2 separate regions of the Mus musculus genome follow, and region 2 is linked to region 1. A link is a loop called in an ENCODE intact Hi-C map of the cell type or tissue named here. Cell type or tissue: left cerebral cortex. All regions are shown on one strand. Links, peaks and the distances in the headings refer to the core of each region. The heading gives the core; the rest is flanking DNA. Region 1 has its middle 53 kb from the start of Tmem28. Region 2 has its middle 9.5 kb from the start of Eda.

Region 1 (11,914 bases), core at 2,230-10,229:
GGTGAGAAGAGGGCATCAGTTCCTCTGGAACTGGAGTTACAGACAGTTATGAGCTTCCATGTGGGTGCAGAGAACAGCACCTGAACCCGGGCCCTCCAGAAGATCAGCTAGTGCTCATAACCACTAAGTCATCTCCCCAGCTCCAAATAATACACTTTCATAATCAAAGTGTTTAATAATGTATGTACATACCCTAGGTTCTGGGATAGAATTGACCTTTGCTTAACAGGGTAGTATATATAGCCTCAGGAATGTTGAATGAGGTTTTTTTTATTTTTTTTTTTTATTTTATTTTTTTTTTTTCTCAGCCCTCAAAAGCTTCTCCCAAGCCTCTTGGTCACCAAATCTTGCTCACCTTTTAGAGCCTATATCACATGAACCTTTCTCAATGAAACCTTTCCTGACTTAATAGAGTAGGCTGTGGTCATTTTATCCCCATGTTCCCACAGAGTCTGTTCAAACACACACACCTTTCCTAGAGACTTCATCGCAAAGGACACTTTCTTTACCTATCTTCTTTTCTGTCTATACTATGAAATAAGAGAAGGCAGTGATTATTTCACATCTGAATCTCTAACCCTTATTATAGTCTGTAGCACAAGTTTTATTACAGGGGTGGGGGGACAGGAAAGGAGTAAAGGAAACTTTATTGAGTTTATTGGTTCTTATCTCTCTGCTGTGGCTCAAGAATGTATATATCTCCTTTAAACCTAACTCTATCTGATCTGTCTGTTGGAAAATGTGTTTTTATGTGGCTACATAACATTACTTGTGATGTGTGTGTGTTATTTTTTTACAGCCAGAATCCTCACAAGTTCTTTTCTTCCAGTGCTAAAAAGAGAATTTTTGCACACACTAGGCAAGTTTACTATCACTGAGCAACATCTCCAGCTCTTACCAGCTTCATCCTGCCTTTAGGCTCAAAGTCCTCAAATAGTATCCTATTAGGATCACATTCATCTACACTCATTTCCCAAGAGGTAAAGTAACAAGAACCTTTAAATCTCATTGAAAATGTTCCCTCTACCTGTAGCTTGAGCTCCATGTCTTCAGTCTGAGACTTTAGCTGGGCCTATCCTTTTCTGTTCCTTTCTTCTGTGTAGTTAATAAGCTTTCTAGTCACACTGATCCTCCTGTAGCTAAATGCTTTTCATTAGAAATGAAAACAACATATATATATATATATATTTTTCTGATGTGAGTGCACATATGTGTGTGAGTGCGGGTATGCATGTGTGTGCATGCATGTGAGCATGTGCACACATATCTTTATACGTACAAGAATGCAGACACCTACAGTTGATATGGAGTACTTTCTTCAGTTGTTGTACACCTTATATGCTGAGATGAGGATTTCCAGTTGAACCCAGAGATGACCATAGCAGGCTTGCTGTGGGACTCTGTCTCTGCCTCCTGTGCAATGGGATCACAGGCTGACCAGTCAGTATTTATGATAGTGCTAGGAATCAGAACTATGCTCTTCATCTGCTGAGCCTTGAAATAAATGAGTTTACAGTTTATGTTGATTTTTTTTTCTGGTAGATGTCAGATGGGCTCGGCTGGCACATGTTATAGAGCACGCAATCCCCATTCTTATTTTTGGCCTTGGTCCTGTCTGACTTGGATGCTTGACCATTTTACTCAGACTCGTTACCTGGAAAGTTTGGCTTGGTGCCACCACACAGTCTGGTAGGATTCCCTGTCCTTTCCAGAATCCGATTTATCCATCTAACTTTGCCAGAGGACTGGAGAGTATTGCTCACTACATTATCTTTTGGCTCTCTAAAACTCTGTACTTGCCCAGTACCTTTTCTGGTTCCTGAGAGAATTAGTCTGCTTCCATGGATAAGGAGGGCACTTTCCCTTTGTAACACAAAAGAGGTCTCTGTTATACTTTAGCTATCCAGCTAGTGCTTCCATAACTCTTCTTAGGTGGCTTAGTGAGAAAATCACAATGATATAGACTTATGAAGATATCATGATGGAAACCATTATTTTGTATGCTAATCAAATAATGATAATAATAGCGTTAAAAATAAACTGATTTTTTTTTCTGTTTTTCATTGCCTGTTTCTTTTTAAAAAATGTTTTACTGTTTTTCTGGTATTGTAATTTAATTACTACATTTTTCCTTTCTTTTCTCCATTCAGTATACCCCTCCCACTCTCCCTCAAATTCATTGACTCTTTTTTATTGTTATTGTATGTGGGCATATGTGTATATATGCATATTATATATATATATATATATATATATATATATATATTCCTAAATATAACATTTCTGTCCCTACTATGTAACCTGTATGTGTGTTTTGGGGGCTGACCTTTTGGCACTGGACAAGCAATTGGTGTGCTGTTCCCTGGGGAAGACCACCTTGCCTTCTCCCAGCTTTCTTCTGTTACCTCTAGTTCTTTGTGTAGGATTGAGGCCTCATGGACTTTTCCTCATCCACCTGGCATATTCACTGGTGTCATCCTTGTTCAGCTCACAATTGGACTTCCATATTAAGGAGACTTTAAGTGTATAGCTCCTGTTTTACTAGGAGACATAATCTCACAGCAAAGTTCCTGATCTCTAGTTCTTAAAATTTGCCTGCCTTCTCTCCTTCAATATTCCTTGAGCCTTCAGTGTGGGAGTTGTTTGATTTGTAGATGTATGCCTTGGTACTGAGCTCCACAACTCTGCATTTGATTGGTTGTGGCTTCTTTACTGGTCTCTGTTGCCAAGAGAAGTTTCCTTTATGAGGGGTAAAGGCTACACTTACCTGTAGGTATAAGGACAAATGTTTATAGATTGATGGTATTATGCTGGTTTATTTATTAAATTATTGGTTATATATGCTCTTCTAATAACTTCATTAGCACTGAGTATTTAACAAGGTTTCCAGTGCTAGGTATAGTATCCTTTTTGTTGAGCAGGTCTTGACTCATTTAAATAGGGATGCCTCCCTCCATTCATCGGCCCAGAGACCAAGCCAACCTTGTGCTGTATGATCTCATTCCCTCCACATCGTTTGTTGTTCCAGGATTTGATAATCTGTTCCAAGCTAACCCAATCAACGTAATTCTCTGGAACCTGGAACTGGTACTGGGATACATAGCGTGGCAGCCAGTCATTAAAGCTGGGCCACCATGAGTGGTGATGCATTAATGAAGATGGGCCACTAACTTCCATTTGAGGCTGCAGAACAGTACTGATTCTTGTCCTTACTTGCAGCAATTCTTTCTTCTATGCCTTGCACCCAAATAAGACTTAGACATTTACATGTAATGAACAAAGCATCGGGACTACAAATGGTCCTCCATTTACAGTGTTTTGTTGTTCTGTTTTGTATAGTATGGAAGTAAAACACATTCAATAAAAAAAAAAACATACCTTCAATTTTTATCTTTTCTGGAGCCAGTGACATGTCTCGTTCCCAGTCAATCATATGATCACAAGGCTAAATAACTCACGTTCCACAGTATAACATGTTGCAAAACATGAGTTTTATGCATTAAGTTGGATTTCTTTAACTTTTACAGTGTCTTCAATTTATGACGGGTATATCCAGCTCTACAACCATTGTAAGTTGAGGAGCATGGGCAACTCTATCCTTCTCTGACACACTACTATCCTAGGCCTGAAAAGAGATTGTTTTCATTGTTCATGCCAATGCTGACCTATTAGAGCGTTTTGCTAGCTGTTCCGCTAAGAATGACTTTGAAGCAGAATCAGCACTGAACTTAGGCTTAAATTTCTCCCATGGCGAAGGAGCGAGCAGTAGCATTGTTTGACAGGTATTTTCAGACCTCCTCTGAGCTAATATCTGGAAGTGCTTCTGCCTATGAGCCTGTGTGGCCTCCTTCTGAAGTCTGTTTGTCTAGTTCATTAACTCTGTGACCTTGGACAGATTTCTTGCCTTCTTTGAGCTCCAGTTCCTCGTGTGTAAAATAGAGGTTGGGTTAGACAATCACAAGGTCTCTGCTAGTTCTATGGATCAGGACAGCCTCCTTCAAGGGTCAACATCAGATGCCCCATCTCTTCCTGCTTCCCCCAACCCCTAGTCTGCTTCCCCTATGCAACAGAACTCCCTTAGTTCTGGTGTCTTGTTGAAAGGCATCTCCAGTTCTCCATTCGTTGGCAATGGGGAGAGGAGCCAGGCTTTGAGCCCCAGGAGTCACCAGCCCCTTTTCTGCTCAGGTTATGAACCCACTTCCCCAGGTTTTTTTTTTTTTAATGATTCACTCAGCTGCCCCTCCCTTACCCTTGGGAATGACCTTCCAGAATGTTCTCTCTTCAGTTTTGCAGTAGGAAGACACTTCACATGCTGAGTTTTAGGAACAGACAAAATCCATCAATGGCAAAATAGTTGCTTTCTCCTGCCCTCCCTCCTCTGGCCCCTCGAACTCTGTCTCTACATCATGTGCCACTCCAATCAGGCTCACACCCCGGGCACAGGCTGCAGCCCCTCCCCCTTCCCTTCTCCCTTGAAACAGCCCCGTATTCCCCACAACTTTCTCTGTTCAGCCTTGGCTGCCTCAGCTTGTTCCTTTCCCCTTGCTGGGCTCTTCATTCTGGTAACTCAGCCTTTACCATCTCCCCTCCCTGCCACCCAGCTCCAGCCCCGTTGCTCCCCTCATGGGCCTCTCCCTCTGCAGCTGCTACAGACTGAATGAGCACAACAACAACAACAACAAAAAACCTTACCACATGTATTGAAATGAAGCTCTCCTTGGACAACTGCAGTTTTCCCTGGGCAGGATTTCAGTCTGATTTTCTCAGGGTTCCCATAGAGCCAGAGTTTCTGCCCAGAGCTCCCCCCACAGATGTCTGGGCCTGTGGTGAACCAGAGCCCTTTGCTTGTCTGGCCAGTTCTGAAAGACCAGACTCCTCCCACTCCCAACATCTCTGTCCACTGTTCATGAGCCTAACAAACAAGTGAGGGCAGAGGAAAGTTAGCCAAATGGGGCAGGGAGTCTGCCCCAAGAGGGTTTGTTTAACTCAGAACCCTGAGCCCCCAGGGCAGGGATCCAAACTCCCCTTACTGAAGCAGAAACCAATCTTGCAAACAAACAGATAAACAAATGATTACCAGTGAGTCAGGAAGGGCTGTTAAGGGCTGGAGAGTTCTGAGCTGTCCCTGGCACTTACCCCAACGCTTAGGCCTCAAGATTGCCCAGGAGGGCCTGGAAGTGGGATTGAGTCTCTAAAACCTAATCTCTGCCCAAGCTCTGAGCAGCTGAGCTGGATGGTGTGGGCCTCCCCGTCAATCACTGCCTCTTTCTTCCTGGGCCTCTCCATCTTGAATCCCACTCCAGCTCATTTTGCTTTAAAAGCCTGGGCTCTTGCCCATCTCCACTGTGTATCTCTGTCATCTTTTGGCAGTCTTTCAGCATCCTGAACCACATTTTAATAGCCACAAAATGGTTTTGCCACCATGTACCACCACTCCATATGGGTTCCTTTTCAAATGCCCCTAGGAATTGTGAAAATGACCCCAGGAAACACTTTACCTCCTGCCCGTCCCTGTTTCAGTATCCTGGATATATAGTTATTTAAGTTATCTGAAGTCACCAAGAGCCCTGTTCAATCTCCATAACACCTACATGCTGTGGGACAATTACAACACCCAGGCTCTGGGTATCAGGCAGGCTGCCAACTTGTACTTTCCTATCTTTGTCCCTTTCTGCCATTCCCAGAAGAAGCATTAGGTGCTGGTACCAAGCATTTAAATATTTAGAGGGCTTGGTGAAGAGTGAGGCTTCCTGTATGTCCTAGCTTTCAGCCTTGACCATGGGGATGGACAGTCATTGTCCAGTTCTAGGACCAGGCTTCAAGTTTCACAGATAGAGCTATGCCTTGCTATTGAACTCAAGCTTTAGCACAGTATCCGTCATATAGGAGTCACTCAAATATGCTGAAATGTTTATGGGGAGATAGCTAAATGGGTAAAGCTGACAGCAATACATTTCAGGGCCTGCTGTGACCTTCTCTCTGGAAGTAAGATCTGTAGGCTCACGAGTTAGTTTTCTGGGAATGCTATAACAAGCTAGCCCAAAACAACAGCTTATAACAGCACCCGTGGACAAGCTCACAGCTCTGTATATCAGAAATCTGAGTGGGCTCAGCTGAATTCTCTACAGGTCCCATAAGCCTAAGATCAAGGTTTGAGCTGGCTTGCATGTTTAAAGCCAAGTAAGTATCGAATTCCAAGTTTATTTAGGTTATTGGCAGACTCCACTTCCTTGTGGCTGTTAGTCTCAGACCACATTTCCCTGTTGGCTGTCATTGGAGGTCACTCACTGCTAGGAGAGGTTGCTTGCATTTCTTCTCATGCGCCCTCTTCAAACTGGCAACAGTGCCTCAAGTCTTTCTCATCTCCTTGTCGTTGCCTTCTGCCAACAGATGGAGAAAGTTCAGTGCTTTTAAGGACTCTCATAATTAGATTAGATCCATCCAGATGTCCTCCTTTTTCTTTCGCCCTTTTTATTAGTTCTTTGAGAATTTTCTACAATGTATTTTGATCGCATTTACTTTTCTTCCTCCAACTCCTCCCAGATTGTCCCCTGTCCTGGTTTGTGTCCTCCTTTTTTCTAAAAACAAAAACAAACCCACCTATCAAGTCTAATTTGTGTGGTCCACAAGTTCTTGAATGTGTGGCCTTTTACTGCAGTGTGATTGACCTACCGGGGTCATATCCTTACAGCAAAGGAGCTCTTCCTTTCCAGAAGCTATCAATTGTCAATAGCTCCCCAGCTAGTAGTGAAACTTCATGTCCACCTCCCCTTTCCATGTTGAGATTTGGTCTGGCTTGAACTTGCACAGATCTTGTGCATGCTGTTATAATCGCTGTGAGTTTTTATGTAAAACTGCTCTGCTGTGTCCAGAATATACTGTTTTGTTATAGTCATCTATTGCAGTTGGCTCTTAATGATCCCTGAGCCTTGGGAAGAGGGGTATGACCACCCCACAATCTCTTGTTCTGTGAACCTTGTCTTGTTTTGGTCTCTGTGTTAAACAGTATCTACCACAAAAAGAAGCATCTCTGATGATGGTTGAGAGGTGTATTAATCTATGGTTATAAAGAACAAGTCACTAGAAGTTAGTTTGGTAGGTTCTCCCCTAGGATGTCTTTCTAGATTTATGTTCTTAGTTCCAGTAACAGTGCCAGGTATGGGTCTTATCTTGTGGAGCAAGCCTTAAATCCAATCAGAAAGTGGTTGGTTACTCATATGGTATTCTTGTCTTTCCAGGCCAGTCATTATTGTAGCTGTTGGAGATTGGAGATTGGCAGCTGGGTAAGACTTTTCTTATTACTTTTCTCCTCAAGTGTGCATAGCACTTTCTAGCCTATGACAGCCAGTCAGATGAGTATTAACTTGACTTCTCCGAGTTCTGTGACTCAAGTAGTGTGGTGTCTTCAGCAATAAGGTATTACTATCAAGTATGGAAGATAACTAAGATAATTGGCAATAGCCTGTAATGTTGGAAGAGTCAATAGGACCTCATGGACCAACAACACTAAAAGGGGTAACCCATTCCTGGCACTAGGGCTTTTATTTGTTAGTTTGTGACGTCTAGTAGGAGCATTGCCATCCCATTATAGGGTGGGCCTATTTAGACTCATTTTATATCCATCCATGTATGTACTTGAAGAAGCTTCTGTTGCAGTACATTTCTACATGGCATTTTGGAAAGAAAGATCTTTAGTGTCAGTGATCCCTCCCTTATTTCCTCCTATCTTCGGCTCTTCCATCCCCCAACAAGATTTAACCTTTTTCTGTCCCATTATTTCCCTTTCTCCTCTCTCTAAAGCCCCAATCCCCTCTAAGCCCTTTCTACTTTCCTGACCTCTATGAATATTTCAAAGGAAACACATATCTGAAGATTCAAATCTAACACTCATAAGCAAGATAACATATGTAATATTTGTCTTTCTGGGTCTAGGTTACCTCATTCAGGATGATTTTTTTTTGTTTGTTTCTAGCTCTGTCACCTTACCTTAAGATTGCATAATTTCATGGTGATTTTACAGCTGAATAATACTCCACTGTGTAAATATACCACACTTTCATTATCCATATATCAGCTGATGAAATCTCTTTTTATGGTGCTGATAGACACAAAATATGTCACTTACTCTATTTATATGTTACATACATTTATGCTGTTAGGTAACCACCATTATCAAAGTCTGCTTTAGAACATTTTGATTTTCTCAAAGTGAAACACTGAATCCATTTAAAAAGATACAAATAAACCCTCCTGTATTACTTTACTTTCTGTTTCCATGATGAAGACAATTATCAAAAGCAACTTAGAGAAGAAAAGGTTTAATTCATCCTTTTCCCATTAATTTACTTATTTATTCACTTTACATCCTCATCTATGCCTCCTGATCTCCCCTCATACAGTCGTCCCCCCCCTTTCCTCCTCCCCGTCTCCTCTGCCTGGGTATCAGCCCACCCTGACACATCGTCACAGCAGGACTAGGCTCATCCTCTTCCAGTGAGGCCAGACAAGGCAGCCCAGTTAGGGTATTTCACCTACAGACAACAGCTTTAGGGACAGCCCCTGCTCCAGTTGCCGGGGGACCCACATGAAGACCAAGTTGAACAATTGTATATCTGTGCGTGAAGGGGGCTAGGTCTGTCCCATGTTTGCTCATTAGTTCAGTCTCTGAGAAACCCCAAGGGTCCAGGTTAGTTGACTGTTGGTCTTTCTGTGGAGTTCCTATCCCCTCTGGGTTTTTCAATTCTTCCCTGAACTGTTCCATAAGACTCTCTGAGCTAAGTCCGATGTTTAGTTGTGGGCCTCTGCATCTGTTTCAGTCAGCTGCTGGGTAGAGCCTCTCAGAGGACAGTTATATTAGGCTCCTATCTGCAAGCATTACAGAGTATCAATAATAGAGTCGGGGATTGGTTCTTGCCTATAAGATGGGTCTCAAATTGAGCCTCTAAAGATTGGCCATTCCTTCACTCTCTGCTCCATCTTTGTCCCTACATTTCTTGTTGACAGGGCAAATTTTGGGTTGAAAGATTTGTGGGTGGGTTGGTGTCCTTATCCCTCCACTAGAGGTCCTGCCTGGCTACAGGAGGTGGCCTTTTCAGGTTCCATATCCATAGGCTTATTTTATCTTATAGTTTACATTTCTGCACAATGGAAAACCAGGACAGGAACTCAAGCAGGGTAGAAACCTGGTGTGTGTGTGTGTGTGTGTGTGTGTGTGTGTGTATGTGTGTGTGTGTGTGGGTGGGTGGGTGGGTGTTTTGAGACATGGTTTCTCTGTCTAACCCTGGTTGTCTTGGAACTCACTTTGTAGACCAAGCTGGCCTCAAACTCACAGTGTTGTTCCTGACTCTACCTCCTGAGTGCTATGATTAAAGGCGTGTACCACCATCACCTGGCATATATGTTTTTTATCAATTTTTTCACGTAGCATAAATGTTTTACAGGTTTGTCCGTGTTGCAGCATGTATCAGGGTTTCCCTTTTATAAGAGCAAATGGGCCATTGAATATAATGACTGGGAGAGACATATAGCTTACCACATGTATAGATTCTAGGAATTAGGACTTGGAGTCTTGGGGATTTTCTTAGAAATTCTGTTTATTTCAGTCTCTGCTCCAAGGATGTGGACTGATACTATTTCCCACCTCTGAGTAAAGGAGAAGACTATCTGGAGAAGGGTAAGCGTGTAGTGGCTAGAATGGAGAATGATCTGGGCAGTGTGGTGGGATACTCATCTGTTCCATATACCTATGGGATACTCATCTGTTCTATATACCTATGTTGTACAAGGTGCTGATGCTGAGTTTAAAAACTGAGAGAGAACTGTTTATATGTCCATTTGACAGAGGCAAACTGAGGCTTAGAAACTTATCCAAAGCATTACAACCTCTACAAAGAAACATGCATTGGACTGCAGGCTGGAACTGCCTCCTAAGTCTGGAAATAAGAAGACAATGCCTAATCTGGGAGGAAATGACCAGGTGGTTCTTGCAGTTATTTCTCACTAAGCAGGCTACCGAGATCTCTAAATTTGCCAGCACAATAGATGGTGACTGCTGTTGACTGAAAGCTATGTCCCATCTAAACTCATATGTTGGTACCCTAACCTCCAGTGTAACTGGCTACTGGGAGACAGAACCCAGGATATGACCAGGAAAGTTAAATGAGGTTATAAGGAGTAGACCATGATCTGGTATGGCTAGTGCCCTTGTAGAAGAGGAAGGGACACCAGATCAGCCTTTCTAACACATGAAAATTTGATGAGAAGACATCAGCCTGGAAGCCTGAAAAATTCTTCCAAGAAGAAGCTAACTGCCCAGTACCTGGAATGTGGCCTTATGGTCCCCAGAAGAGTAAAAAACTAATATTCTCTTGTTTCAGCTATGTAGTTTGGAGTATTTTTGTTATGGCAACTCAAGTTAACTACTTCAGTGATCGTGATACACAGCAGCAGAAACAAAGACTTAAAGGAAGTTCCCAGCCCACTGTGCAATCTTTGCACAGTGTATTTGACCTTTCTAGCATTCACTGGGGACCAGCCTAGGTGTCCTGCAGGGTTGGATTCTACAGTCTTGGAGGAACGGGAGAAAGGGCTAGTGTCTAAGTCTCTGGCTAGCTTGGTACAGCTGTCCGTGGACAGGGCAGTGTTGTGAGAGCAGCTGGCACTCTGGGTGCAAGGCCACCACCCGAAGTGAGGCCAAGAAAGTTGCAAAGGGAATTAGCTACAGCTGAACATCTGCAGCAAGAAGGGCAAGTGCATAGTGCCATCAATGTGCAATTCATTTGTGATTGTGAACAGCATATTTGGGATGTGACAGCAGAGTGCAGGGTCAAGCAGCCAGCAGAGCTGGGGTGGTTTGGAAGCAGTTCAAGACTCTGAACTGAAAAGTCATTTTTTGGGGAAAGACCATGAGCATCTGTTTCAACTCTGAGACTGGCTCCTCTCTCCCACTGTTGCTGCTTTCTTTTGTTAGACTATGTAGGTCTAGGCTGTGGCCTTTGGGAGCAAAGCTCTCAGTTGTTTAATGGCATCTCGGCCTTGGGGCTGTGCATTAGTTATCCACCATTGTGTAACAAATTACCATACATCTAATGACTTAAAACAGCAGGACTTTTTGGTTCATGGTTTTCATGCATCAGAAATCTGGGCACAGCTTAGCTGGTTCTCTGCTCAGGTCTCCCTAAGTTAAAATCAAGGTGTCTGCAGGGCTACAATTTATCTGGTTGCTGGAAATGTTCACTTTCTTGTGATTGTAGGACTTAGGCTCCCATTTTCTTGCCAGCTGTTGGTCAAGAATTACTCTCCTCACTAGGGGTCAACCTGAGGTCCTTGCCATGAACCTCTTGCCATAAGTAATTCTCAATATGATTACTTCCTCAGTGTCAAAAACAATTTATCTCCTTTCTTCTCCTTCAATTCACCCTCTTTGTGGGTGTCTCAAGGTTACTGCTGCTATGATAAAACAGTATAACCAAAATCAAGATGGGAGGAAAGAGCTTATTTATGTGGCTTACACTTCCACATTGTAGTCCGTCATAGAAGGAAGTCAGGACAAGAACTCAAACAGGCAGGAACCTGGAGACAGGAGCTGATGCAGAGGCCCTGGAGGAGTACTGCTTGCTGGCTTGCTCCCTGTGGCTTAGTCAGCCTGCTTTCTTATAGAACCACCCACAGTGGGTTTAGCCCTCCCTCCATCAGTCACCAATTAGGAAAATGCTCTACAGTTTTGCTTATACCTGGATCTTGTGGGGTCATCTTCTCAACTGAGGCTTCCTTGTCTCTGATGACTCTAGCTTGTGTCAACTTGACATAAAACTAGCCAGCCTAGCGGTTGTGTGTGTGCTATGGAGCACATGTGAAGGTTACGTGGAATGGTTGTCTCCTTGTACCTTTCTCAGGAATCCAATTTAGGTAATCA
Region 2 (11,914 bases), core at 1,355-9,354, 94 kb before region 1:
TTGAGCCTATTAAATAAACTGACAGCAGGCAGATTAGTGAGAGAAAATGAATGCAAAATGTATGATGTACAAAAAGGCATCCACATGAAAGAAAATGAATGTCAAATATGCAATGAGATTTAGAAATTTATCTATCCTCATAAGGGAGAGGGAGGCAAATGTAGTCAACTAAGGAGATTTGGAGGGGGTGGTGGTGGTGTTTTTTTGGTTTTTGTTTTGTTTTGTTTAGAAAAGTGAGTAGGTCCTGAGGGAAAAAAAGATGGTGACAAAGTTCCTCTGGGTATGATCCTGAACTCCAGGATCCACTTCAGTGATAACTGTTTAGTCAGCCACAGTTGCTGGGATTACCAGAGAAGTAATTCAAGACAATTAAGTTCCTTTTAGAAAACATCCTTCTTCAGAAAAGTTCAGTGGAGCCCCTCCCTATAATTGTTCCAAAGAAACATATTAGGTGTATGACATCCTTCAGAATCTATTTGTCAAACTTAGTGTCACACACACACACACACACACACACACACACCATATATATATTGGATTTTACCCAAAGGGAGTAAGAGTAACCACATATAGCAGTTCTCAAGGACATGATAGAAATGCAGAAAAGTTACATAGTTTCCAGAGTTTGTACTTATCAAATGCTAGTCCCCTTTTATGTATTAAATGTATTAAATTTTGAAATAGAGTCCATATGTACTCACCACCCTCCACTGACTGTTTGATGTGAATATCCATCTTCCTTGTATCCATTTTCTTTGTATTCATCTTCTTTGTAGCTGTCTAATGAACACCTCAAACTCAGCATAGCCAAAGTATGGCTTTCTCTCCAAAAATGTATTATGCTTTGGTATTCTGTAGTTCAGCCATTGGCAACGCCACTCTTCCATTGCTCAGGGAGAAGGAGAAGGAGAAGGAGAAGGAGAAGGAGAAGGAGAAGGAGAAGGAGAAGGAGAAGGAGAAGGAGAAGGAGAAGGAGAAGGAGAAGGAGAAGGAGAAGGAGAAGAAGAAGAAGAAGAAGAAGAAGAAGAAGAAGAAGAAGAAGAAGAAGAAGGAGGAGGAGGAGGAGGAGGAGGAGGAGGAGGAGGAGGAGGAGGAGGAGGAGGAGGAGGAGGAGGAGGAGGAGGAGGAGGAGGAGGGGGAGGAGGAGGGGGAAGGAGGAGGAAGGAGGAGAAGAACAACAATAACAATAACAACGCCCCTTTGAGACCATCCTTGAATGCCTTGACCTTCCCATCTGTTAGTGAATGGTGTTATTTATAACTTTAAAATATATCCAGAGCCCAATTATTTCTTACCACTTCCCTGTCATCACCCTGGTCTATACTCTGTGTCATCTGGATGATTCTTGGATTGGTAAAGCCTTTTACCAAGTCTAGGCCCTTTTGATTCTCCTGCTCTACAACATATTCCCTATAAAGTCATTCTGTTAAAATGATGTCAGTCTCCTCTGCATCAAATCCTCCCATGGCTCACTGGTTTTCTCTGAGTGCTTACTTTAGTCTACCTCATCTGAATACTGAACTTATTTATGGGCTCCTGTCCTAATTCTGTTCTCCCTGCTTACTGTGTTAGTTACTTTTCTGTTGCTGTGATAAAATACCATGACCAAGGCAACTTATAGAAGGAAGGGTTTAGTTGGTCTTATAATTCCAGAAGGAGTATCTATAATGGCAGGAGAGGCATGGTAGTAGGGAAGTAGAGCAGAAAACTGAAGCACTCCAATGCTTGAGAGCAAACACAACACAAAGGGAGAAAACAGGAAGTGGGGCAGGCTACAACCTCTCAAAAGCTACCTCCAGTAGCACAGTTCCTCCAAGTAAGTCTCCACCTACTAAAAGTTCTACAACCTTTAAAAAAAAGTACCCGTAGCCAGGGACCAAGTGTTCAAATACATGAGTCTATGGGAGACATTTAACTTCCAAAGCACCACACTTACCCTCTTCCAAACATGTTAGGACCTTTACTGTTCCTTAAATCACTAATGTATGCTTGATGTATGCTGTCACTTAAAAATTCTTCCATCTGCAGTCCCTCCTTGCTGGAAAGCTATTGCCCCATATAGCTACTTGCCTTCTTTTTTACTCCAGGTCTCCTCTAAAGTGTCACCTAATAAGAAATCTATTATTAACCAACGTTCTAATACGCTCTGTTCCCTCTTTTACCATTTGACATACTGGATATTTATTGATTGTGAGATTCTTTCGCAGCCACAGATAAAATATCAGTTCTATAATGATATAGATTTGTGTTTAATTTTGTGCATTGCTGTCTTAGATAGGGTGTCCTTGCTGTGAAGAGACACCATGACCAAGGCAACTCTTATAAAGGAAAACACTTAATTGGGGCTTGCTTACAGTTTCAGAGGTTTAGCCCATTATCATCATAGTGGGGAGCATGGCAGCATGCAGGCAGACACAGTGCTGGAGGAGCAGAGAACTCTGCATCTTTATCTGAAAGCAGCTAGGAGGATACTGTCTTCCACAGGCAGCCAGGAGGAGGGTCTGGATCATACTGGCCAGACTTGAGCATACATATGAGACCTTAAAGCCCTATCTTGACAATGATACACATCCTCTAACAAGGCCGCACATCCTAATAGTGCCACTTCCCATGTTCCAAGCATATTAAAGCCACCACAATTGCTTTCCCTACAAGACAATGCATGCCATACAATAGGTTTTAAATAATCGTTTGTTGGTGTAGTGAATGAATTCTCCTATGGAAGTAAGGTGAATGAGGCTGGGGCATGGTCAGACATTTTGCAAGACAGCCAAGGATGTTTTCCAATACAGTGATGCAGAAAGAGATAACTGTCTCCTCGTAGGTGACGCCACCTCTGAAGAAAAGGGTGCTCAGGGCCACAATGATAACTGAAAGAATGGAGGTGAGGAATGTTAGTTTAACATTCATCTCCTGGGTGACAGGATTTCTCATTAACTTCCATGAGACTATTTCAACTATAAGGAAACCAAGGTCCACAGGGATAAGATCATTGGAACAAACCCACAGGGATTAAGTGGTACAACACGAATTTGCATCTAGGTCTGACTGGATCAAAAATCCACATTCTGTCCTCAAAATTAGCTCCCACCTATTATCAGATCCCAAATGAAGCTTCATAGAGAGAGCTAAGGATGCAGACTATTGGAGTCCTGGAAGGGTAGAGTGATAAGCCAGCTCAAAGTCACAGTTTCTTTTGTCTGTCTGCTGTTGCCACAATCTTTTACTTCCAACTCCTAGGCTATCATGTATTCGATCCTTAGATGAGTATACTCAGATTGGGTTATATCAGGTCATCTTCCTATACAGTAGTCCTTGATAACTTCTCATTGATGACAGAACAGTGATCTGGCTCCTTGGCCTGATATCCAAGCCCTTCATTTGACCCTGAGCTCCCTTTTCAGCTGTGCTGCCACTCGCTAAGCCTCTGCAACTGCTGCCTCTGGGACTCTCACTACTCAGGAACAAGTGTCTACATCCCCAATTCTTTGCCTTATACTGTCCCTTTTCAGTTTCCATTCTCCTCTTTGTCTCCTTCCTACCATCTCCTCTACTTATTTGGAAAGCAATGCGTTCTCCTTTTTTCAATTCTATACTGATAATCTCTCTCTCTTCTCTCTCTGTGTCTCTCTGTCTCTCTCTCTCTCTCTGTGTCTCTCTGTCTCTGTCTCTCTCTCTCTCTCTCTCTCTCTCTCTCTCTCTCTCTCTCTCTCTCTCGTGTGTGTGTGTTTATGTGTGGAAATGAATGCACCAGCAAGTATGCATCTCTATATGAAAATCCATGACAGGTGTCTTCCAGAATCACTCTCCGTTCTATTTATTAAAGCAATGAGCCGAGGCAAGAGCTCTCTGATTCCTGCTACTCTAGCTAGCTTGCCTTGGAGATGCCCTGTCTCTTTTTCAAGTGCTGGGATTACAAACAGCCACCAGATCTTCCCATCTTTTTACATCAATTTAAGAAATATGAACTATAGTCCTCAAGGCTGCATTAGTCTTACTCTATTCACAGAGCTGTTTTCCCCAGTCCTTATTGATTACATTTAATTGTTTACATTTATGAAATATGTTGTAATAATTCAGCTCATGTATACTACACATGATAATCACATAATAGCATTTCTATCTCCTTAGGCCTCATCCAAGACCTAGCTCATGTTCTACTTCTGATGTGGCATGGCTGCCTGCTGTGTCCTCCATCAGGACACCCTGCCTGTACAGCTTACCTGCCACTCACAGCATGCTATTCATGATTGCTAATTCATCCCCATTCTGTGCAAGTGTCACATTTCCCCATCATACCTTCAATTCTCCTTGAAGGACAGGACTCTGTCCTAGCCCCCATAGGGCCTACCTCAATCCAGGGCTTACCAAATCTTTGCTAATGGATTAAGCACTCTGCACAGATGAATTTTAAGCAGGGTTTTGAAGGCAAAAGTGGTCTGGGTTTGACATAAAGAAGACAGCTGCTCTAGGTGGAAGGCTCAGTAAAATAAAATGCTGAGCACATTTATATAAGCAAGGCAGCCAGGAGTATTTAGAAAAAAAATTAAACACACACACACAAAGGAGGCAGAACAGCAGATCTTTTACTCAATGGAAGAAATGACTATAGTCATAACTGACAAAGAAATGTTTGCAGAAATCCACAAAGAATGATAAGGTTATAGAAATCCCTCTTGCTATAAACACGCAAAATGGGACAACATGGAATAATTATTTTACGATAACTTTGTCGCTACTCATGAGCAGATGAACATATGGGAAAACTTTCACTCCCTAAGAGGCATTTTCATTCAAAAACAGAAAGCCTTAATGGTGGTAGATGTCATTTGCGTCTATGTCCCCAACAATGCTTTTCAGACTCACTTTTTAGGCCATCAAGTAGCATTAAAACACACACGCTACAGATTATTACGCAAGGCCATGCTACATTTACCTCAGATGCAGAAAGAGGCTACTGATTACGTTTTAGTGGAGTGAGACTTTAAGAGAAAATTTACAGTGTGTGTGTGTGTGGGGGGGGGTTACAGTTTCTTATATTCAGAATAACTGTGTGTGGCAGATAAGCCATTGTGTCTGATTTAGCAGTAAAGAACACGAAGTTCTAAGAACTAGACTGATCTACCAGCCTGGGCTTCACTTTCTTACGAACACTGTGGTGCTCAGTTATCACCCTTGTGTTTGTGTAGTTGATCTGACCAAAGCTCTTATTGATTTTTCCCCATGATCTGAATTTTCCAGTCATAGGTAATATGAAACTTACCCCAAGGATCTGAGCTCCAGAAAGGCAAGCCTTCTCCAGGAAATGATCTTAGTTCTATAAGAAACACCTAAAGGCGCCTTAAGTTGTAATAACTATTCCAATCTCAGCACAGCTCAAAACAGGCATGTTAAAACTCATTTTTTTCAAAAAAAGTATTGACCTCTCACTTGGGTCCACAGGTAACTAAAAGAAGGATATAAGTCTGACATCTCTGCCTTCATTTTGTTTCTGTCTCTTTTACTTTGCCTGACTGCACAGAGACAAATCATTGTACTGAACGTGCAGTTATCTTGGATTGTAGAGACAGTGAAACCTCACAGGAGACACTAATCCTACAAGAAGAGGACACTCATCTCTAAGGGCAAGTTTGCATCACCAGTAACTAACAGATTAACAATTTGACGTTTTATCAGACCACTTCACAGGACAGACTAGCTGAGACAGCATTTTAGTTTGTTTCTATAATTAACACCATAAGCAAAATCAATTTGGGAAAGGGTTTATTTTAGCTTACAGCTTATAGTCTATTATAAAAGAAAGCCAGGGCAGGAACTCAAAGAAGGAACCTGGAAGCAAGAACTAAAGCAAAGACCACAGAGGACTGTTGCTTACTGGCTTATTCCCAAATGTATGTTCAGATACATTTCATACAGCCCAAGCCTACCTGTCTAGGGAAGGCACTGCCTACCATGAACTGGGCCTTCCCATACCAATCATCATCATCAATAATAATAATAGTAATAATAATAATATCCACTGACATGCCCATAGGCCAATCCAATGGGAACAATTCTTCAGTTGAGGTTCCCTCTTTACAGATAACTCTAGATTGTGTCAAAATGTCAAACACTAGACAGCACAGGGATTAATGGGTTAAAGGTGGATGTACCACTTAATTATACATGTCTCTTGACCCCTATTGAAATCCAACACTTAAGTCTATCCCACCAGACTTGGGGACATTGGACCAATTTACAATTTTCTCTTTGCAATGTGCTACACTGAATTAGTCTTTTTCTGCTTTTCACCATTGTGACAAGTAGCCAAGCCTTGCTTGCTGGGGATGCTAATGTGTAGACTTTCATTCTATAAAGTTTCCCCATTTAGATAAATGAAGTGTTGGTGTTGAGATATAAGTATTCCACTCATCCAAAAGTAAGAGGGTACATGCCAGGCAACAGCGTTAAGTGTTAGAAATAAGAATACAAAGAATAATCAGTATACATATTTTAAAGTAAACTTTGTTTTTCATAAATGCAATTTCACAGAACAATGCCTTGAACTGGTCTTGGTATCTTTCCACCACCACCACCACCACCACCATCACCACTACCAAAATTCTAAGTTGGGCCAAATCACCAGGATATTTCTAGGAGCTAGGAGTGCTAAATCTTACCACTTTCAGGTGCACGTTGAAGAAAGGATCCAAATTATTCCATTCAAATAATTTCCTGGGACAGCAAAATGGCTTAGTAGGCAAAGGCACTTGCTACCAAGATTGAGTACCTGAGTTCCATCCCAAGAATTCATGAGGTGGAAGGAGAGAGAGGACCAACTCCAACTTCTGCCTGCTGTCTTGTCTTACACACACACACACACACACACACACACACACACACACACACACACACACTGGATAAATAAATGTAAAAAATTTAAAAACAAAAAACGCTTTCCTTAAAAATACTGAGAAAGGGGTGGGGGCTGGAGACATGATTCATTCATTAAAGGTAATACTTCACAACTAAAATTGCTGAGAAAACTAGCCGCCATAGGTTGAGAAACACTAAGAATGTAGCCTCTCTTATAGAATTTAAGCAATTTTCTTGTCTGCCTAGTGCTTGCTGAAGGCTCAGAAATAGTTGGGTAAACTCTCTGGCGCCTGGAAATATGGAAATTGTAGAAGCTTCGGTTCTACAAGCTCCAAGTTGAACTTGAGTCTTAGATATTAATGTTTAGTAATACAATTATACTTTTGTATAATATACATATAAATCAAATGATAGAATTGGGATGGATGAAAGAAGGTATGAGAGAATTTGTAAAATGCAAAATATTATCTAAGTATATTATCTTAAAGTAAGAGTGTAATCTGTAGTCTCTTTCTGCACCAGAGGTCTACGTTTCGTGGCATGTTTTCTAAAAAGGCAAAACACACAAAAATACAAAGTAGCAGATAATTTTATTAAAAAGTAAAAAATGAAAACAACAGAATGGATACATTGCAAGGAAACAGCACACCATCTGAATTCTAGTACTCAAGAGTACCTCCTTATTGGGATGGAAGAGCAAGTTGCTAGGGATGAAGTTTAAGTGTTCTGCTCTTTGATTGACAGACATGGGTTATGTTAGTACTCATTGTGTATGACCTTTCCTATGATTCACCTGATTTTAATCATTTGCATACCCAGTCATGCATAGGCGTAAGATTTATAGTAAGTAGAAATTTTTCCCTGAAAGTTCATTGTGAGGCTAGATGTTTTACTCACATGTTCCTACAACCAGTTTAGACTGGATTGGTGCTTTTCACCGAGTTCAGGATGGGTTTGATCACCAAAGGTGAGTTATTAAGGAGTTGCTAGAGAGGAGCATCCCACTGCATTGTTTGGAGTGTGTTATAGCTGCCACTTAACATAGGTCAGAACCCAAGAAATTCATTACTAAATGAATTTCTGTGAAATGGGTGTGTGTGTTGCTCAAGTCAAGTGGAGTCCCAGGTTGCTAAGCTTTCTCCATGTTTCCCTGATTGAATAGCTGTCTTGTATGTAGTACCTACTATGGTACCATTTGGGACAAAGTTGTACTTTAATATCACTTGATCTTCAGAAATAGCCTTAATGGTATATTCTTCTTTTTCCTATATGTTGAAAAATAAAGGCTCTGTGAAAAGTAATATGTCTAATCCATATGGCAAATGACAGTGCTATGGCTCAAATCTAGATCTGTCCTGATTCAAAAGTCCACATTCTTTCCACCATAGTATGATGGACAGTTTATTTTTGGTACTCAAAAATTCAAGAAAAGGCCAAGAAGATGGCTCACCCTACAAAACCAATTGCCACCCAAGCAGGAGGCCTTGTGTTTGATTCCCCAGAAACCATGTAAAATATTGGGTGTGCTTGCATGCCTCTCTAATCCCAGCACTCACTCATTGAGATGGGGGGCACAGACAGGTGAAGCTTGTGAACTGGCTAGCGTGGACAATCAAGACAGACATTCCCTCAACAAGGTGGAAGGCAAGAACCTCCTCAAAGTTGTTCCCAGACCTCCACTTATGCACAATGACATGCATGCACACATAGTTACATATTTATACACACAAGATAGAAAAAGTAATAGATTTAATATTTTAATTCAAAGAATAAGTTCTCCATGATGCTTAATATGAAATTATGTTAGATGGTAGTATTCTTTCCTCACTCCTATAGGGTCTTGGAGTCTAATGGAAGGTGCTATACGGAACCAAAACCAAATTAGATCTCTGAAGTCATAAAGGAAATAAGAAAACTCTAACTACAGAAAGTAGAAACTCCAAAGATTGCACAAGGTACAGTCCAAAAGAAGTGTTGGCATGCCCAGGGCTCTGGAAGTGTCTGAAAATTGCTACCACAAGAGTAGCCTTAGTGGGGACTAGGAAATGTAGCTCAGTGGTGGAGAGCTTGCCTGGCGTACATGAAGCCACAGGTTACATCCTTAGCATTGAGGAGGAGAAGAATCATGGTAAGGAGGTGGGGTGAATCATCTCGGGGGCTTTATATTTGTTCTTTTATTTGTCTACTTGTTATTTCACTCATGCATCCACCCACATTTCAGAGAGATTTGACTATCAGTTTACTTCTGTACACTGTGTGAGCTAAAGGATGAAAGACCTGGAGAACAAATCCAGCATCCCATAAACCTACAGCAGCCCTGACCATCATCTTAAGCCTTCTTTTCACACAAGTTCATTTCAGTCAATTTAAGGATTTTGTCTTGCCTGTGGGAACTTCTATCCAATTAACACTGGTAACACAAGCTTTGCTTGACTGAAAGATGCCTTACATGCTGGCTGCTGAAGAAGACGCTTCCACAAACTCCTTGGCTAGGAGACTGCAAACTAAGCTTTACCTGGCAAATGAAAGCAGGATGCATAGAGACAGGAGTCGAGACATTAAACCCACGCCTTGTGCAGAAAGCTGCCTTTCGAAATGTGCCAAATTATATGGGAGTAGAGAGACTAGCCACCTGACAGAGAAGACCTTACATGATCTGAGTGCCACTGCTATTCATATTTATCAGAAGTTGGACCCTTAGACTTAAAACCTTAACCCTGTAACACCAGATGTGACACCCCAAGGGCATCAGAATCCTTCTTTCTTTTAACTTCTTAAATGAAAAGCAAAACAAACAAAAAAAAACCCCAAATTTTCAAACCCGTCTTCTCATCTTCTATTCAAGAAATTTGACATCATGAAAGGCCCTTTGGAGACCAACTAGTCTGCCCAAGTATTTTTCAAGAAGAAAGTAAAGCTTTCAAAAGCCTTTAAGTTAACAAATATGTTGGGCTAAAACCCAACTGGTTCTCTCTGTCTTTTATCACTCAAGAAACTACTTTACATTCTTCCATAAGACAATCTTTAAGTCGTTTTCAAAACACGGGAGTTACTCCTGTTTCTGTTTCATTCCTGCCTCCAGAAGCATGAAGCTGAAATCCACTAGAGATTCCTGGCCTAGCTTCTGACTTCTCGTTCCATTCCTACCAGCTCTGACAGTTTGCTCCGATTGTACTTGTCCTTGACCTTTTCCTGCATCTCATTCCTATGCTCATCACCAGATGAGCAGTAAGTTCTCCTTCTCCCTCTGCCTTTTCAGACCCCGCCACCAAAAAGGATCTTTGCAACTGACCATGATTTGTTAATTAGTAACCTTTCTTCTTCAAGTTGGCCCCTAAGTGTGCTCCTAACATTCTGAAATTTAAGGAGAAAAATGGAATGTTTCTTGTATAAATAGTTTGGATAAATGCCTTTGGTGGAGATCAGAATTCTCAGGTTAACTGGCTAGAGGGAGTACTGGTTGGACTTGGCTGGTACCATTGTTGCTCTGAAAGTCTTCTAAAAAGAACTAGTTACATTGAAACAATCATGGTGAACTGAGCTGATCTTTCCTGTACAGAAAAAAAAAGGGCCAAAGGATAGGTCCCACCTGGGCCTGTAATTCCTTGCACAAAGATAATCTAGGGTTAAAGATTAAGTACTTAAAGGTTAAAATCCTGTCTCTGGTGAAAACAGAAAAGAAACACATGTAGACATTTTAACTCATAAGCCAATGAAAGAAACCATAAGATGGAACCAGTTCAGAACAGAACTCAAAAATGAAGGGATTTTCACATTAACGGAAAACTGCTCTATGTCCAAGGGACAGAAATCCATTGCACAGCACCATTGTGAATTCCTTTGCATTTCTGAGGATAAGAGCGTTTTGCATTGTTCTCGGTTGTCTACAACTTATAAATTGTTAAATAGTTCAAGGCCAATGGGAGGCCCAGATAACCTTGAGGAATGCACCAGTCAGAACATCCAGTAATCGCTTTTTGCCCATTTAGTCTTTCACAATTTTCTCTGACACAGGAAAGAACTGTTGTAATCAGCTAGCTTTTAGGTCAGCAGGCCGTGTAACCCTTGGGGAACAGGTTAGGGATGGCAGCCTAGATGTTGGCCTAGGAAAACTGCTGGAAGGGTAATTTGACACTTAAAAGAGAGTTAACAATGCCCAAGAAGGATTAAAGAAACCAAGGGTGGTTTGTCCAAAACCTCAGGAGCTAGGAAATCTGACAAGTGGAGAGATCCACCCATGAGACTGAAAGCAGCCGGTGATGGCCTGACAGGCTCTGCTTAAAGGAAAACACATGTCTCTCCCCTTGTCTACTCTCACAGAGCCCAGCAAAGACATCTGGTTGAAATACACCTTGATCCTTGCCTGGCAACAGAGTACAAATAAATACAATCTTCGTGAACAGGCTCACTGGGAACCTCAGGAACACACTAGGGAGGATTGTGAAGAATTCTGTCATTTTTCTCTTGCACTTCACACGTTGTGTAACTGATTTTCTATTGACTGCCCATCCACCTTTGAGTTTGATGTATGTCTGAAAACCAGTAGAGGCACCCAAATCAAAAGCAAACCAAAGGGGTTTGGTTGATGGTTTTCTCTATTCTTCCACGGTATTTATCAGCTTCCCTCTCTGTTCAGCTTGAGCTTGGAGTTCCTTGTGTAGTATGGAAGAGGAAACGTGTGTGTGGCGGTAACCTTGGGACCCTTTCGTACTTGTTGCTGTTCTCACTGACTGTATTCCAGCACCAGCCCACAATCTTAGGCAGCCGGAAAAGACATATAACAGACGGTTCTCTCTCTCTCTCTCTCTCTCTCTCTCTCTCTCTCTCTCTCTCTCTCTCTCTCACACACACACACACACACACACACACACACACATACACGTTAAACATGAGCACTGCGGTAGCTGGGGGGTGTGGTGCTCTACACTTTGTAATCACAGCAGTTGGAAGGTGGAGGGAGAATGATTGGAAGCTTAAATCTGGGGTACAGCGAAAAACCTTGTCTCAACCCTTTTTGTTTTAGATGGGCTGGTGGAAAGAATGGCTCAGCAGGTTAAAG

The links. Hi-C counts contacts between places; a loop is a spot of excess contacts. Peaks named below come from ENCODE experiments on the same cell type or tissue, not always from the same donor. Only the 100,000 strongest peaks of a DNase experiment are listed, where the experiment ranks them.
Region 2: it touches region 1 in a loop (2.4-fold over the local background); 3 of 42 quality-filtered maps call a loop at or near these places.

The regions. Positions count from the first base shown.
Region 1 is chrX:99,866,723-99,878,636 of GRCm38, reverse strand. No RefSeq gene overlaps it. Among named protein-coding and RNA genes, the nearest start is that of Tmem28, 53 kb to the right of the region's middle. In left cerebral cortex, for the core only: no CTCF peak of the experiment used is centred there; DNase peaks (open chromatin) are centred at 4,940 and 5,661.
Region 2 is chrX:99,960,153-99,972,066 of GRCm38, reverse strand. No RefSeq gene overlaps it. Among named protein-coding and RNA genes, the nearest start is that of Eda, 9.5 kb to the left of the region's middle. In left cerebral cortex, for the core only: no CTCF peak of the experiment used is centred there; no DNase peak of the experiment used is centred there.